Regions from separate parts of the Homo sapiens genome. Here region 2 is linked to region 1. Evidence: chromatin loops called from intact Hi-C (ENCODE). Cell type or tissue: B cell. All regions are shown on one strand. Each heading gives the region's core, and the rest is flanking DNA. Links, peaks and the distances in the headings are about the cores only. Region 1 holds the start of TUBE1 (tubulin epsilon 1). Region 2 holds the start of HDAC2 (histone deacetylase 2).

Region 1 (5,377 bases), core at 260-5,259:
CAAAAGCTACAGAATAATTTTCTTCTAAAACATTTTATTCCCCTTCAGAACTTTGCAGCATGTTTTCAATGCCTTCCAGTACTGAATGTGCTATATAGATGAGTCTAAAGTACTCTAATTAATTGTTTTTTCTTCATCCCACTCCCCCGTTCATTTCATGCCTAGGTACCTAAAAAATTCTCTCTTTATTCTGAAAAGTTGAATGCCTTAATGAGGCTGCATGTCTTGGTGTTGATTTTTCTATAAATTGTCCTATAGAACATAGTGTGTATCCTTTTAATCTATGTATTTTTCTTCCTTTTTTTTTATCAAGTACATTTTTTCCTCCATTTGCTGTGGGCACATGTTAATCTTATGTTGAGCCATCTTTGTCTCCTTCATACATATTATTTTTAATAACTTTCATATCTCTGGGTTTTGCCTAGTATTGTTATTATTTTAAGACTTTCCTCTACATTATAATTTGATGTGCATCTCTCTAGTCTGCTTCTTAAATGCTTTTAAAAATTATTTCTTTAAGTCCTTTAAGGTGGATGTTGTTGTCTTCAGTTAATTTCCTTAGTTCTTTTATCTCCATTTTATTTCATTTATTCATCAAATATTTATTTACTATCTACTATATGCAAGGTACTATCCCTAGTAGTGGATAAAACAACAAGACTCAGCCCTCATAGAGCTTGAGTCTTATTATTTTAGTATCTTGTCTTTAAGTTCCTGTTTTATTGCATTCATATTCTTAAGTTCTTCTTCAGCACAAAGTAGATATGATGAATTTTCTTTTCTCCCCTCTTAGGCTAGGTTTTACCCCAAGGTCTTGTACTTTATCCATCTTTTACATCGTTCCTTCCTTCCTCTCCCCCTTCCCTCCCTCTCTCCCTTCCATCCTTGTCTTCCTTCCTTCAATTTTAGGAGTCCATAGGATTCCCAATAATTTTTTTCTTTTTCATTTTCAGCATGTGGAATTCTGTTCACTCTATTTGCTCTGTATGTTGGTCAGCTATCACTACAATAAAACTGCACCCCAAAATTTCAGTAATTTCAACCAAAAACATTTCTCTTGCTTATAATATTCTGAATAGCCCGCTGCGGTTCAACCGATCTCAACTTGGCTCACCCGGGTTTGCATATACGGAAGTTTTGGAGTGGCTGGCATGTGAGGCTCTACCTTGCTTGGCTCTTAAGCAGAACTGTCTCTCAGTCTGATTCTCTAGAGACTGAAGTTATTAATAAGATGTGTTAGGACTTTTCTTTCCTGTGTGGGGAATAATGACTGGGACTGCATGAAGGGTAGGGCTCTGCAAAGGCCAGTGTATCATCTCACCTAGCACTGATAACACACTGATACAGACCTATTCACATCACTGCCTACAAACTGGACCAAGACTTGCAAATTTTGGAAGCCCCAGACGTTGGGACTTTAGCATCAAGACCTAAAATGCCCAACTTTACCTCTACCACTGACCCCATACTCAGTAAGAAGTTAAGAATAAATCCAGCCTACAAAAATTTACTGACCGAAAGCTGCCTATTACCAAAAGATATAAAATCCATTGCAACTTTAAACCTACCGGCTACCAGAGAAATTTAATAGTAACTACTACGTGTCTTGGTGGGACAATAAAGTGTTCTAATCCATTGAATATTACAGTTCATATTAGCACATATTCATAGCACATACCATATAACTTTTTATTAAACAAAGAAGACTTCTTAGAGTTTCGTAGTTCTTCAGAATTTTTGTGGAAAATATTAATTTCATTAAAGAAGTACTTGAGTTCTTAATTAAAATCTGGTCTAATTTGATCAATAGAAGTTTACATATTTTAATGTTTGACAATTTTAAGTAGTTGGTAATTGTCATAATGCCTAACTTTTTAATCTTCTCCTGCCTATCCCATCTAAATACCCATCTAAATGCCTAGTGTTAATCTCGTGTCTTCTATCAGACTTCTACATACTCATCTACATCCTCAACCACTGAATCCTATTGCACTTATAGTCAACGCCACACAATTCTTTAAGTATTTCGCGTGTATGTCTTCAATTAGATTGTAAGCTTCTTGGAACTGGATCTATGCCTTAATTTCTTTCTAATCTTCCCAGCGAGCCTACAAGTTAATTTGGGGAGTATACAGCGTTCAACAAATACTGGTTGGGTCTGTGACCTTAGCTTTGCCATTTTTGTCAAAGCGTATAACCATCTAGTTTCAATTGTGCCCTGACATGACTATTTCTCTGGGGTTTCTCTTTGCTCAACGCCATTGTTCATTTTCTATTAGAATAAAGGGCTTGTTGAACAGAGATGCCAACGCAGCGTCCCGTGGAATCTGAATAAACGGACTGATCCACCGCCCCGGGTGTTGAGGCTGTGAACAAAAATTAAACCTCTGATAGCCCACGAACAGCTTAACGACACATATTTTAAAATACCACTCCAAAGCCTAGTTACCTGCCAGTTACCCCGGCCTCCGGAGCTGCCGATGCTCGAAGATGTTGACAAGGCAGCTAGGATATACAGTCCAGAAGCCCAGTCGCTACGGTAACGGTGACACGCAAGTGCACTTGCGCGGCCTTCTGACGGAAAACCTTAGCCTGAACCTACAGACGTGCTTAGCGACGGCAGAGGCTTGCGGCAGTAGCGTGACTTACGGCAGCTCTCTAGCAGAGCGCCGTTGCTGGGGGAATGCAGAAGCGGCCGCGGGCTAGCAAGCTCCCGGAGCCGGCGGCGCACCACCATGACCCAGTCGGTGGTCGTACAGGGTAAGCTACGCCGGGCGGGTAGAGACCTGGTCGCCGCGGAATCCAGCGGCCATGTTTCCTGCTTAATGTCCTATTCTCTTTCCTTCCTCTCCTCCGGTCGCAGTCGGCCAGTGCGGAAACCAGATCGGCTGCTGCTTCTGGGACCTGGCACTAAGGGAGCACGCCGCGGTCAACCAGGTACCCGCCCGCCGCCGCGAGCCCCCTCGCCTGTCAGCTAGGTCTTCCAGCCCATACGCAGGAAATAATCGACTTGAGCTTTCATCTGACCCGTTTAAGATGCATGGGATCTTCCCAGTAAAGAACGTACTGGTTTTTAAACATGTTGCGTCAGACACACACTAAACTAAAAGAACACTGGCCAGCGACCTTAGTCTTAACGTTTTTCCTGATTCTCAGGGTCTCCTCTTTATTGGTGTTCGTGTGCAGAACAGTGAGATTTGTATATGGGAAAGTACTTTGTAAAATAGATAACACGTGTGGTTATTGTATTCCTTAATTTAACCAGTCAGCTTTTAAAAAGATTACGAAGAATCCAGAGAACGCTCATTTGATGGACCTGTCCTACAGTCCTATGGGTGAAATCCTTTCTTTAGCACCCCCTGCTGAACTTTTTATCTGTAGATCTGGCATTTACTCTTCTAAGGAGATTGGGAAGAGTCAGGCTCCGCATTTTGTGATACTTGGTTTTTCTTATCAGAGTCTCATCCTAGCCATTACAGTATTATGTAATTAAAATTGAAAGAACTTGATTTGGGCGAGAAGCAAAACCTAAATGCTATTAACATATGTTTTTCTTTTTAGAAAGGAATTTATGATGAGGCAATAAGCAGCTTCTTTAGAAATGTGGACACCAGGTAAGATGGGATTAAAGTCTGTCACAGTGTGATACTTTAAGTTTCAGTAGCTTGGGAGAGAATTCTTCAAAGGACAATAAAAATAGCCAGCTGCGAAGTTGTGTTTTTTTGTTTCATTATTGAAAGCATATTTATTCTATTAGATTATTAATATTCTTATATCATTTTCCCGAAGAAGACAACAGATTTCCCTTTAGTGTGACTTCTTTTAACTTAACCTTGAAATAAGTTTCATTAAAAGAAAGCTGAAATTTTCCCAGAGGGCATCTTGTTAATGCATCCTGTAATAACTAACTTTTGAAAGAAAAATATATTGTTTACATATATGCTGTAAGTATAAAAATATACTTAAAAAGGTGACAAGCAGTTGTTGGATTGTTTTTGTTTATTTAATAAAGAGTATATGTAAGTACCATATATGTTTTATCTGGAAGAGTAATTTAAGTTGCCGTTTAGGATATCTCCATAAGCTTTTAATATTAAATCATTAAGTTCATGCATTTTCAAAATACTTCATAAAACTAACTGTCCTGTGCTTAAACTGAAAAATACATACTTCGTGTCAGGCTTTAATCCAATAGGAACATCAGTTCTAGTTTAAAATAGTTGGCTGGGTGTGTGAGCAGTTATCTTCAGAGAAAGCTGATTAGTCCGCGCTTCCTGGGTGAATTCCAGAGTCTATCTAGGGCACTGGCTTGCAAACTCAGAAGTGTCATTGGCATCTCGAGATGGGTTCAGTGCTCTCCAGTACAGCCAGGTTAACCAAAGACCAAATTCTCATTTTCATAGGCACATTACTTTATCTTTTGTAGGAAATCTAACTGAAAAGCTGTGTAATAATCTGAAGGTTGCTTGGTGACCATGGAATCAGACCAAAGGAAGTTAGTTACTTTAATGGCTGGTATCATTTATATTTATTTTATGGAGATATCTGTCATATAGACTATAGATTCCCTCTTATTTGTAGCCCACAATATCCTCACCTCTAAATTCTCTTAGGAGACTCAAATTTGCTTCTGTCATACTTCCTTTCCGGCGCTTCTCTTGCTAAGTTCCTACACCCACCTCTTTACTTCTTGTTACCCAACGCTTACATTGAGTATTACATAGTTGAGACTCAGCCTGGGAGCTTTTCTTTCTTCATAAGGTGACTCTTCATAACTACACTCTCATCTACTCTGTGTGTTTTATACTTTAACCTGAGAGCACTATTATTTTCCCGGTAAGTTTGGCAAACAGGGTTGTGGCATCTTGCACTTCTTTCTGTGTACTATCAACACATGCAGCATCTGTTCCACAGCTTAGTACAAAAAATATTTTTCAAAGTAAAACCATATCTTTGTGTACTATTCTTATCAAATTTTTATACCTTTTGAGTAGCATGATAGGAATTTACCTACAGCATGGGTTGGCATGCATATATTTTCTGTAAAGGACCAGGCAGTAAATATTTTAGGTTTTGTGAACCATAAAGTCTTTTGCACCACTACTTGATCTGTAGCATGATTGTGGGCATAGGTAATACATAAAGGAATGGGTGTGTCCACATTTGAATAAAATTTTATTTAGGAAAACAGGCAGCTAGTTGAATTTGGCCTGATGATTGGCTACCCTTCATATATTCCGTCTTGTGAACTGTCTTTATTGACCCATATACTGCGTTAGATTTTAGTACTTTGGCAACTTATTTCCAACGTGAAATTCTGAGAACAACCTTAGATACTCAATGGTAAATACCAGTTATATCAGTTGATGGGTGTTAA
Region 2 (5,377 bases), core at 147-5,146, 1.9 Mb before region 1:
TTTTTAATGTAAATGGGTAATTTGAAATTTTGTTACACAAATGCACAGTTCAAAAGTACTATAATCTCTCATTGTTAGATGTTGCTATTCAGGTTTATAAGTTATAGCTTGTAGTACTGTGTAAAGATAGGCACCATGCTTACAAGATCAGAATTCAGCTTGAGGCTGTGTGAGTTTACGACAACACTGTAGTGTGCCACTGTACTTCTCTACCTTCTGTATCGCCGTATGGAATTACTACACAAAATTAGCACTAAGAAACCTAAATTTCCTTACAGTAGAAATAAGCTTATATGAATAATTCTCTTATAGAAATTAAACTATCTGCTGCAGTTGTCAGCAGGGTTTAATTTTTAGCATAAGCTGAGGCCATCAGTTTCTTAGCAGTCCTATTCTTAAATAATCATTTCTGTTTAAGAGATCATTTTACTGAACAATTTCAAAGCACTAAATATCTTCGAGATTGAAAAAATAAGCACCTATAGATGGAGCAGAAACTAAAGAAGAACAATTTAAGGAAAAAGACAGTCCTTAACTATGCACGCATCCTATGAATTATCCATGCTTTCAGCTGGTTTCCTTTTACTGCACTGTCTAAAACTCCATATTTAAAAGGGTTTGATACAGCAGAGTTAGAATGTGGTCAATGAAATCTGGAGCTTGTCAATGGGTTTCAATAACTGATGCCACTTTTAGCTCTGCTAACATAGTAGAGATTATAGACAGAATTCTCTTGGCCAACTCCTATCATGGGATAAAACTCCTCCCACACCAGTTTCTAAAGGTAATGTAACTTGCTTCTATTGGTTTAAAATTATTAAATAATAAATACGTTTCTCAGCTAGTCAAAAGATATGTCCAGGCTCTTCTCACAAGTTCAATGTTAGGTGCTGTGGGTGCAAACAGTAATTTAGTAATTGTCACTGTTATTATAGTAATCCTAATAATCCCTTATTCACATAATTCTTCATTTTTTAAAAGTATTCCATATTAATTTTCTTATTTGAGATTCTGAATATTACTCTCCAAGTAATACTGCCCCATTTTACAGATAAGGCAATTCAAAAAACGTTTAAGTGACTTGCCCTAAGTCACAGGCACTAGAGAAACTATTACATGCAAGATAAACCTGGTCCCTTCATTTATGACACTCCATTCATAGTGGGACATTCAGACGAGTTGTGGGCAACTGCAACATGGTTAAGTGTTGAGCTACAGCATACAACGTACATGGCATGGAGAACAGTCTTGGCGGGAGAGGGGTCAGGGAAGTCTTCCCAAAAGAAACAAAGTGTCATTTCAGACTTCATTGTGTTGGCCCTGGGGAAGAACATTCACTTCTACTAAATTCACTTATTCTGTTCTCAGAATCTTCCAAGTTGATTTTGTACTTGATAGAGCACAACTTAGAAGGTCAATTAACTTTACCTCTAGGCCAGTGTTTCACTCACCGTAATTTCTCTAGCAACTTCATCAGTCACCTGGGGTCTTGTTAAAAATACAGAGGAGGGGGCGGAGGGAGGGCAGGGGCCACCCTGGACTTAACTTTTTCTAAATCTCTTGGGGGTGAGGTTGGGGAAAATTGCTGCTTTAAGCATGAACACTTTCGGGATTTTGAAGTCAAACAGCAAATTAAAAGGGGTATTTTTGGTAGTGGCTCTTAAATTCCAGCATCAATACAGCCTTTTTTTTTTTTTAATAGGGGTGTATTTGGGGGGTAGGGATAGCAATTTTATATAACTGGGATTGGGTGCTATAAAACAGGCTGTTAGCCTCCAGCCCTCACCTGCAAGGTGGCTGGCTTAAGGTAGGTACTTGATAAATGTGGATTTATTTAACAGAGGAACACTTGTATTCATAACCTCCAAGAGTTTCGAAAGTCTTTCTGCTCCAATCTTCCAGTGTCTAGCCAGCAGCATTGCTGCAGAGTGGAACAGCTAGGGTGCGTGGAGTTTGCAGAATGAGTTCAAACCTCCAGACTTATCAGTTAGCAGTAAGAACAAGTTCCTTAATCTGCCTCCACCTATAAAGAAGGAGTACAATTGCCACTTACCTCCTAGAGTTGTTGAGAGTCTTAAATGAGATTAAATATTATAAATAGATTATCAATGGAATATATTATAAATGCAAGTGCTTAGAACTGTACCTTATAAATGAGCTCCACAGATGCTTATTAAAACCCGAGCGGTGCCCTCTCCCCTTAACATCCGTAATAGGCCCCCTTACACCTCATACCCATTACGAGTCAAAATAATAATAATAATAATAAATAAGTGAACAAACGACAAACGAGAAAACTAGGCTACCAGGCACTGGGGCGATGGGCCACAGCCCGGCGGGGTAGTGGGCCCGGAAGGGGCGCGGGAGTGGGCTCTCCCCGCCGGGCTCGCGGCACGTGGTCGGCTTGGGCGGGAGCTTCGCGACAGTGGGGGAGGGGAGCAGCGTGGGACGCCGAGGAGGGGTCCAGACCGCCAAGGCTACGAGGCGCCGACTGCGCAGGCTCGGGGACAGGCGCAACCACTGCGCGCAGACCTGAGGGGGAGAACGTCCACCCGGCTGCACGCTCCCTGGATCTACTTGCGCAGCGAAAGCTTGTCTTCTTCCTCATTTTAACACTGTGTATGGCGCCGCCTTGCGCAGGTTGTTCACCCTAACAGGGCCTCTAACCTCGAGCCCGAAACGGCCTCCTTCTCCAGCCGTGCCCCTTCCTCCCCCGTGGAGGCCGCAGTGGATGCGCTCACCTCCCTGCGGCCTCCTGAGGTGGTTTGGTGGCCCCCTCCTCGCGAGTTGGTGCCGCTGCCACCTCCGATTCCGAGCTTTCGGCACCTCTGCCGGGTGGTACCGAGCCTTCCCGGCGCCCCCTCCTCTCCTCCCACCGGCCTGCCCTTCCCCGCGGGACTATCGCCCCCACGTTTCCCTCAGCCCTTTTCTCTCCCGGCCGAGCCGCGGCGGCAGCAGCAGCAGCAGCAGCAGCAGGAGGAGGAGCCCGGTGGCGGCGGTGGCCGGGGAGCCCATGGCGTACAGTCAAGGAGGCGGCAAAAAAAAAGTCTGCTACTACTACGACGGTGAGCGGCCGGGCCGGTGTCGGGGTGGGCGCGCGGGGCCGGGCGCTGGGTTCCGCGGCTGCCGTCGCGAGTGGGCGCCGGGGCTGAGGGGTGGGAAGGAGGAGGGACCGACATTTGGCCGCATCTTAACCCGTTCCCGGCCCGGCACAGTTAGAACGAGACCCTCTTCCTGGCGCAGCCCCCGCGGTTCCTGCGGGCGGGAATCAGGGGGCCCGCCCGTCTTGTCTCCTGCCTCTCCCCCTTCGGCCGTGCAGTCCGCAGCCTCGAAGGTGGCCGCCGCTGGGGACGGCGCCGGCCTACCCCGCCTTGGTGGTGGCGGCGGCGAAGGGGGCGGCCCATTCTCTCCCTTCTCCCGCCCACCATTCGTGGCAACGCAGGTTTGGGGTGCCCCGCGTCGGCCTCCTACCCCCTCGACCCGTCCCCCGCGAGGCAAAATTTCTATCCCGGCCTTGACTCTACACAAAGCCCCGCGGCCGCGAGAGCTCCGCCCCTCCCGTCCCCTTCCCTCCTCCTCGCCTGCTCGCCTCCCCTACCCTGCGTTCGGTCTGGCCGGAGCGTCTTCTCCTTCCTCGGCTTACCCTTTCCCCGGACCCCTCCTCCCGGTGGGCGCTGGAGAGTAGTTACTGAGGGTGGGGGCTCAGGTCGCGTGTGGCTTTATCACACCCATGTTTTGCGTGGGCTCCAACCCTCTCCTTTGTTCGCTGGGTTCTTTGAGCGCGTCTTTCTCAGGATTCAAATGGAAGGGCTTCACTTCCTCAATAATAGTTCGGGTTTTCCAGTTTCAGGCAGAAAGACTTCGTAGGAAATAAGAGGTGGTAGGGAGATGTGGAACTGCTACTGCTTGTGTTGTAGATCAGACTCCATGGGTCCTGGCTTGCCTCAGAGAGGTGGTTACCACCCACTTCTTTGTTGCTCTTTGTTCGATCAGGAAATAGACCCTGCTTTGGGGATTTAGAGAGCATTGGTATCTTGCAAAGGCTGTTCCTAGGTGGTGGGGAATCCTGGTATGGGAAAACTTTGAGAAGTGGGAGAAGTGCAGAAGTACTAAATATTCTAATGAGGTAAATTTGAGGTCACCGTGTAGTGAATTATAAAAGTCAGATAATTTAATTATCTTAAGCATTCTATAATTTGGAGTATGAGCAGTAACATTAAATCTTCGAATCCTGTTTCCTGTGTTTTCTTGCTCAATGGAGTAGTAACCTGTTATACAGATTTCACAAAGGCTTGGTAAATAGTTTATAGTAGGTTACTCTTGAGAGAAGGGATTCCAAAATTTAACAGAGAATCTATCCTAGGCTCCTTCTCCTGAAAGTCCTGTCTGATTTGTAGGAAGCAATACAAATTTTGGAAGCTGTTTCCTACATGTGGTGTATTGTAAATCACAAAATTTTAGAGAAGTAAGACCCCAGAGCACCAGCTCAGAATAAATCTACTTTAACTTGTAAATGACCGTACTGTCTCTTTTTAGTTAAAAAGGATTAATCTTTTAATGACTGATACATATAAAATAACCACCTGTGTCATTTGGGGAAAATCTGAAATCTTACAGAACAAATCTAAATTGATCTGCGATAGCTAGGACAGAATAATAACAGCCCTACTTTTAAAAATGATTTTTCAGAGGACTAGATATGCATTATATAAGTTGATTTGAAATTATGCCATCGTGGAGGGGTGGAGATGGAAATACATTTTAATTTCAACATGATTTACATTGCATATTTTGGGTTATTCTTGCCCTGCATTCCCTGATCAAATTGGAAAGGAAGTAACCCTGCGTATAAGTTAATTTGTAAAATTACATTGTTTCTAAAGTTTAGAGATTTATCCTTGTCAGGGCTTGGAGTAAAGAGGAAAATTTTGGTTAGGGAAAGTGGTACTGAGGTCCTTCTCGAAGCTGTCAGTTGGTGTTGGTAGTGATGGGCTCTGAGGAAGTAAGCTGCTTGTAATTTGTTGTCACCACAATGGAACCCTAGAACCAGGAGGGTACACTTGAGTAGCAGTTTCTGAACAGCGCTCTTGTCCTGGGCCCATTTATGATAACCTTCGTTGTGGGAATGGGAGCAGGCACGGGTACCCGGGAAAGGATGCAAGCTTGATAAGTAGGGTGGAAATATTTGTCTTGTGATTGTGACTTAATATGATACTTTATTGTAGCCCATTCACCTGCTTACGTGATGGCCAGCAACAAGTGAATAGCTGATAGTTTGGAAATCTCTGGTGGGTTATTTTGTCTTTTGTCTGTGACTCGTTTGTTAAAGTGGAGTTCCTAGTTGCTTATGTTTCACATACTCTTTTAATTTTTGTGG

What was found. A loop is a pair of places that touch in the nucleus more often than their neighbours do. Peaks named below come from ENCODE experiments on the same cell type or tissue, not always from the same donor. Only the 100,000 strongest peaks of a DNase experiment are listed, where the experiment ranks them.
Region 2: a loop joins it to region 1, with 8 times the contacts of the local background. A loop is called at or near these places in 2 of 110 quality-filtered maps.

The regions. Positions count from the first base shown.
Region 1 is chr6:112,084,793-112,090,169 of GRCh38, reverse strand. It overlaps TUBE1 (tubulin epsilon 1), which reads left to right and starts at 2,688. Exons shown (of 12, transcript NM_016262.5): 1 at 2,688-2,760; 2 at 2,864-2,937; 3 at 3,562-3,614. The coding sequence starts at 2,736. It overlaps FAM229B (family with sequence similarity 229 member B), which reads right to left and starts at 2,579. Exons shown (of 4, transcript NM_001033564.3): 1 at 2,450-2,579. RefSeq lists enhancers at 2,519-2,708, 2,443-2,974, 3,109-3,158. In B cell, for the core only: a CTCF peak has its summit at 3,351 (motif pointing left); a DNase peak (open chromatin) is centred at 2,599; H3K4me3 peaks cover 1,911 bases; H3K27ac peaks cover 1,639 bases.
Region 2 is chr6:113,968,545-113,973,921 of GRCh38, reverse strand. HDAC2 (histone deacetylase 2) reads left to right here and starts at 2,774. Exons shown (of 14, transcript NM_001527.4): 1 at 2,774-3,065. The coding sequence starts at 3,014. It overlaps HDAC2-AS2 (HDAC2 and HS3ST5 antisense RNA 2), which reads right to left and starts at 4,221. Exons shown (of 10, transcript NR_125845.1): 1 at 3,644-4,221. RefSeq lists silencers at 2,264-2,443, 2,419-2,862, 2,804-3,103, 3,314-3,633 and an enhancer at 2,279-3,257. In B cell, for the core only: a CTCF peak has its summit at 2,818; DNase peaks (open chromatin) are centred at 1,991, 2,631 and 3,451; H3K4me3 peaks cover 2,749 bases; H3K27ac peaks cover 2,179 bases.